Linked DNA regions of Homo sapiens: region 1 is linked to region 2. Evidence: read pairs that join two places in POLR2A ChIA-PET (ENCODE). Cell type or tissue: K562. All regions are shown on one strand. Each heading gives the region's core, and the rest is flanking DNA. Links, peaks and the distances in the headings are about the cores only.

Region 1 (2,927 bases), core at 222-2,721, 680 kb before region 2:
GTACTTTGAAGATGAGCTTTAGAAATTGCACATCAATAGTTACTGCAGAAGGAGCAATAGGAACTGAGAACATCTCACGCGGCTTAGTGCGACCGATAAACACCAGCTGAAGCTTGTGTCCTGCACAATAAACCTTATTTGCTGATCTCTGAAGGTGCAAAGCAGGGCACTACTGCTCAGCAGCCTCTGATGACGGTGAGGAAGGCAGAATGGCGTTGGTGACATCTGCGTCCAGTAGGCCAGGCTCCAGAGATTCATGGTCCCAAGTGCAGATCCAAGTCCAGACGCTTGTAGGAAGCCTGCTCCCCGCTGCTGGGAAATCCCAAACTTAATTTTGCAGGCCTCCGAGATTTAGATAAGCGTTTGTTTATTTCAAGTAGCATCCTCAAGTCTGTACTCTGATCGGCACTACAAATATTTTACCAGACAATGATATGCTGTGTTTAAGTTGCATGTAAACACTGTGGAATCCATATTTATTTTAGTTTATTTCTTCCATTTGTTGATAGAGTGATGCAATAGGAAGATTCCTTCTTAAGAGGAAAAAATATTTTTGAATTAATTTTTATAACTTTAAATTAAGTCCACTTTAATAGAAACAATACCTTATTTAAAACCGTAAGTTATTCTTTGTAAAAATATTCTTCTCTTCATTTTCAAGCAATTGATATTACACACGAGGAGATCTCAAGTTAAACTTTTATTCCAAGAAATGAACTGAAGGGTTATTTAGTTTATTTTAGTTATTTGCTGTTACGTACTATGTGCCTCTGTTTCTAAATCATGATTGCTGCCTACAGATAGAAATATTTATTATAAACTAAGCAATAAGCTGCACAATTTGACCCATTTTGATTTTATGTATCTATTGGAAATGAATGGGATATACTGCCTAATTTGGAGGAAAGCTTGCTGATTAAATTCTAGTAATAGGGACTAGGCAGGCACTAGGAATAATAGTCTATGATAAATATAGAAGAAAACAATTTTAAAATCACTGAAAGTAAGTTAGTCATTTTAAAAAGGATACCACTGACATCAATTTCTAGTTTGTTGATTATGTCAAAGCAGTTTCCTGTGTCATTGTTGATCTCTTTAGAAAAATAAAGGAAAAAACCGATGTCAGGATATATTTTCAAAGGTAAATTATTTCCTTAATATTTTTGTCTCTTGGCCAGGCACCGCGGCTCACACCTATAATCCAAGCACTTTGGGAGGCAGAGGCAGGCAGATCACCTGAGCTCAGGAGTTCAAGGCCAGCCTGGCCAACATGGTGAAACCCTGTCTCTACTAAAAATACAAAAATTAGCTGAGCATGGTGGTGGGCGCCTGTAATCCCAGCTACTCAGGAGGCTGAGGCAGGAGAATAGCATGAAGCCGGGAGGCAGAGGTTGCAGTGAGCCAAGACAGCGCCATCGCACTGCATCCTGAGCAAGAGCGAAACTCTGTCTCAAAAAATATATGTGTGTGTGTGCATGTGTGTGTGTGTGTGTGTGTATATATATACGTATATATATATACGTATATATATACGTATATATATATACGTATATATATATACGTATATATACGTATATATATATACGTATATATATACACATACATATGTCTTTTACTTTTTACCCCATATTAATTTAAGCATCCACATTTTAATATGTCAGACAGAATATTGAATGCTTTTAGTTTTTTTCACTTTCTCTAACCCCTACATAAAGAAAAATATCTGCTTTTTGTAATACCTTTATATCTTCAGGGTAAAATAATTATTTAGTTCCAATCATCTTTGTACACAAAGATTTATATGTTAACAAGCTGAATTCCTGCTTCATCTGGAGGACTGCACAGTGTATCTGAGAGAGGATTTTCAGGAGGCCAGAAAATCAAGCTGGAGGGATTTTCAGCGTGTTGGGAGATTGCTACCTGTTTTAAGTCAGGCCATTGCCACGTCTTTTTCCCCACCTTGGAGACTTCAGGTAAATTGCTAAATTTCAGGTAAATTGCTAAAATTGTGCTCCATAAGACTTTTCCTACCAGGAAACTGGTAGATTTAATTAACAGGGATCCATAAGGAGATTCTATTCTCACTGGTTTGTGTTTTGAATCTGATGTCCAGTATTAGAGAATCATATTTCTACACTCTTAGGAAGCTGAGCTAAACATGTTTGGGGAATCTCATTTATCCATTGTTTAAGAGGGTTTCCAGCCAGCCAAGTGTTCAAATCAGGACAGTGAGAAGAGGCAGTGCTGAGGAGTACCCCAGGGGTCAAAGTTTGCATCCTGGCTGGCACTGTGCGTTCGAAATCAGGACCAAAAGACAGCTCTGTGTTGGAATGAAATGTCACTTGGACATTTTATATACTTTATCATATAGAGTTTCATATTATGCATTCTAATGCATAGAGATGGAGGTAGTCAAAGCAACATATTTTTGTAAGTATTTCTATTTCTGTGTTGAAACAGAGTGTTATGAGTTTTAGTAGTGGTGGTATTAGGCTGAGAGTGAGCCAGCAGAAGGTGTGCTAGTCAAGTCTCTTTGGTTGCATATAACTCAAACCAGATCATGTAAGGGTTAGGAAAGGAATGGGTCAAGAGAGGCACTGACTATAGGGACAATCAGATGCCAACAGGAATGAACTGCTGATTACTCAGATTTTGACTTCTGGGTTGGATTTTCTGTAAAACTACATTGGTTCATAGCTGCCAACATCTCTGGACTCCTAAAAGGACCTTTTTTTGGGACGGAATCTCACTCTGTCACCCAGGCTGGATCTCTGCTCACTACAGCCTCCACATCCTGGGTTCAAGCAATTCTACTGCCTCAGCCTCCTGAGTAGCGGGGACTACAGGCATGCGCCACAACGCCTGTATAATTTTTTTTTTTTAATTTTTAGTAGAGAAGGGATTTCGCCACATTGGCCATGCTGGCC
Region 2 (2,927 bases), core at 90-2,589:
TGCAATTTTAACTTATATTATGGGCTGTTGCCTTCTGATATACTTAGTTCTCTAAAGAAAATAATACAAACGTGTACATCATACATAAGCAAACAAAAGCAAACTACTGACACTATCCTAGCTGATCCCAGAGGTGGGGGAGAAACCCTTCTGCTGGTGGTTGGAGCAGGAAGCAGGATTCACCTATTACCTTGTTCAAGGAAAGTGTTTATTGCCTTCTGAACAATGACAGTAATTAGTGACAAAATTCACCTTCTTCCTTGAGTTACAGCCTTTGCCCCTCTGACTGAAGAAAAAGCCCTGAAAGCAATTCCCAAATAGGGCTTGTACGACACATGAGGCAACTGGTAAGAAACACATGTTCTGACCCAAAGCTGACATGTATTACAATTTAAATAATGACATAATGCCTTTGACTTGAAAGAGTTGTGTCCTTGGAACTTAGAATCTATTTCTTAATGATCAAATGGGTGAATACTTATTACAGTAAGAGCCAAAAAGGGGTAGATTTTTCCTCAATAAAATATTGCTACATGGCTAAAAAATGTCATCCTTTTCTTGTTGATTGACAGAAATTAATGAATGGGATTTCCTCTTGCTTTAGAAAGACAGGAGCAATTAAAACGGCCACGTGCAAAAAAGTTTAGCCGCGTAAATGGCCTCAGTTTGTATTATGTTGATTTCACTGTCTTCTCATAATTGAGCAAGCACGTTAACAATGTTTACCAAATGCTTACTGTCTTCTAATAATTGAGCAAGCACGTTAACAATGTTTACAAAATGCAACTTTTAAAGAGCCCCCCTGAACATCAGCTCCTGAGTCCCTGCCTCTGTGGGCTCAGCCGTCTCATTTTTCCTCACTCTTGATCAGGACTGGGAGGACTTTCAGATTTTACTCCTGTGTCAGGTCTGGTCTTGATTGTCCCACTGTAGTCTCAAACCCCAATAGACTTGGAGACAAATGCCCAAGGTCACAGACAGGTTTCTCCAGCCACAATACCAAGAAATGGGCCTCCGACACACCTGCTTCCCTGCTGTGCCTTCACTTCACAGCAGGGTAGTATCCCACCCTGAGCACCAACCTGCTTAGAAATGGTTTTGGCACTATGCCTCAAATTTTACCTGTGTCAGAAGCCCTACTTGGAATTGTAAGGGAATTATATAGTATTTCCTGCTCTGTGCCCCTTGCCAAGGCAGGTAAAACAAAGGCAGGGTCACTGTGCTCCAGAGATTGATGGAAGAATCAAATAACATTTCCTGAAAAATAGATCAAGTTGACAGAGCCATCTGGACCGGGGAGTCAGGAAGGAAGTCATCTAGAGAAAGGTGTGCTCCCGGGAACCAGCAGCAGCCATCCACAGTGCAGGCTGTTACTGGGACGCTAGGGGGCGACTGTGATGGTGACGACATTCATGTCAAAGATGAGTGGTGGGAATTGGAAGAACACTGGGACCAGGACAAGGGGTCAGTTTGAGTCTTGTAGACACAACTGCAGAAACACTGCAAATGATTAGTCAACAACTAATGGGTTAAAGGTGATACTGAAAGAATGGATGCACCAAAAACTGGAAGGGAGATTAAGAACAGGACCACCTAATTTCAATAGAAGTTTCTGATTTTTCATAAAAATTACTGATTGTGCAGATATGTGCTGAAATAATAAAGGGTACATTTAAGAAATGTGATTGAGAACAGACTTTCATGAAGTGGCCAGATTTGATGAGGTATAAACAGGGAAGGTTAACCAGCAACACCCCCAATTCACTATGGCTACAGTTTGATGGTAATGGAGGGTCCACTGATTACAGTGAGGAGAGGTAGGATTTGAGGAAATGACAACACCTTCATTTCTGAGTATAATGCTCTTTCTCTGCAGGACATGGCAGGCCAAGTACAGTGTGCTATAGGACCTCAGATCCTGTAAGCAGTAGAATGTAGAGGGTCCATCTGTAACTCCAGGCAGAGGCTTGACTTCTGCAAAGTCTCCTTGCTATAGTTGAGTTTGTCCCCTGTCAAATTCCATGTTGAAATGTGATTCCCAATGTGAATGTGGTGGTGCTGGAGGTGGGGACTAGTGGGAGGTGTTTGGGTCGTGGGTTTGGATCGCTCATGAATGGCTTGGTGTCCTTCCTGCAATAGTGAGTTCTTGCTCTTTTGAGACTGGATTCCCGTGACAGTGGGTTGTTACAAAGTGAGCCTCCTTCACTTGTTCAGTCCTCTGTTTGAACGTGTCAGCTTCCCCTTGGCCTTCTCCAGGTTATGACACAGTGTGAAAGCCCTTGTCAGAAGCCAGGGCCATGCTCTTGAACTTCCCAGGCTACAAAACTGTGAGCTAAATGAACTTCTCTTATTTATAAATGGCTCACTATCAGGTGTTCCATTATAGCAACACTAAGTGGACTATGACACCCCCTAGCCTCCTGGTGGAGGGAAAGGCAGTCGGTGCCCCCACCATCCCTGGGACCCTCCTACCTGACACAGGCACCAGCTGCATGGATCACCAAACTTCCCTCACACTGCCTTGGGAAACTGAGGAAGCAAAGGAAAGTTCACCCATTCAATCAGTCTCTTATAATCTTATCGCGCATAGAAATCACTCTGCATATATTTATTGTGGTAATAAAAAAAAAAACCTAGTCCCCAAATGTTGAATGCAAATATGAATTTTGGTCTACTCTTGCTCACTGGAACTTAAAAGGTTGAAATATCCAAATTGAAATATCCAAAGAAAATAGATTATAAAAATAGACTGAGAAATCAGATCTAGCAGTTCACAATTTATCGACATAGACATGAGCACTGAAACTATGACAGCAGGGGGTAGACAAAGGAAATGATTTGACCAAAGGTGCATTTTAACTTAACAGCAAAGGATGTGGCACAATGCACTCAAGTTGAGGCCAAAACTCAAATTTTAGCATTATCCT

What was found. Peaks named below come from ENCODE experiments on the same cell type or tissue, not always from the same donor. Only the 100,000 strongest peaks of a DNase experiment are listed, where the experiment ranks them.
Region 1: POLR2A ChIA-PET joins it to region 2 with 6 read pairs; 2 of 35 experiments call an interaction of 5 or more read pairs at or near these places.

Annotation. Positions count from the first base shown.
Region 1 is chr10:4,029,731-4,032,657 of GRCh38, forward strand. It overlaps LOC107984195 (a long non-coding RNA gene), which reads left to right. Exons shown (of 10, transcript NR_176060.1): 2 at 1,796-1,973. Among named protein-coding and RNA genes, the nearest start is that of MIR6078, 40 kb to the left of the region's middle. In K562, for the core only: no CTCF peak of the experiment used is centred there; no DNase peak of the experiment used is centred there; H3K27me3 peaks cover 122 bases.
Region 2 is chr10:4,707,207-4,710,133 of GRCh38, forward strand. All of the region lies in intron 2 of LOC105376375 (a long non-coding RNA gene), which reads right to left. The region is part of intron 2 of LOC107984197 (a long non-coding RNA gene); the gene reads left to right. Among named protein-coding and RNA genes, the nearest start is that of MANCR, 31 kb to the left of the region's middle. In K562, for the core only: a CTCF peak has its summit at 1,390 (motif pointing right); a DNase peak (open chromatin) is centred at 1,355.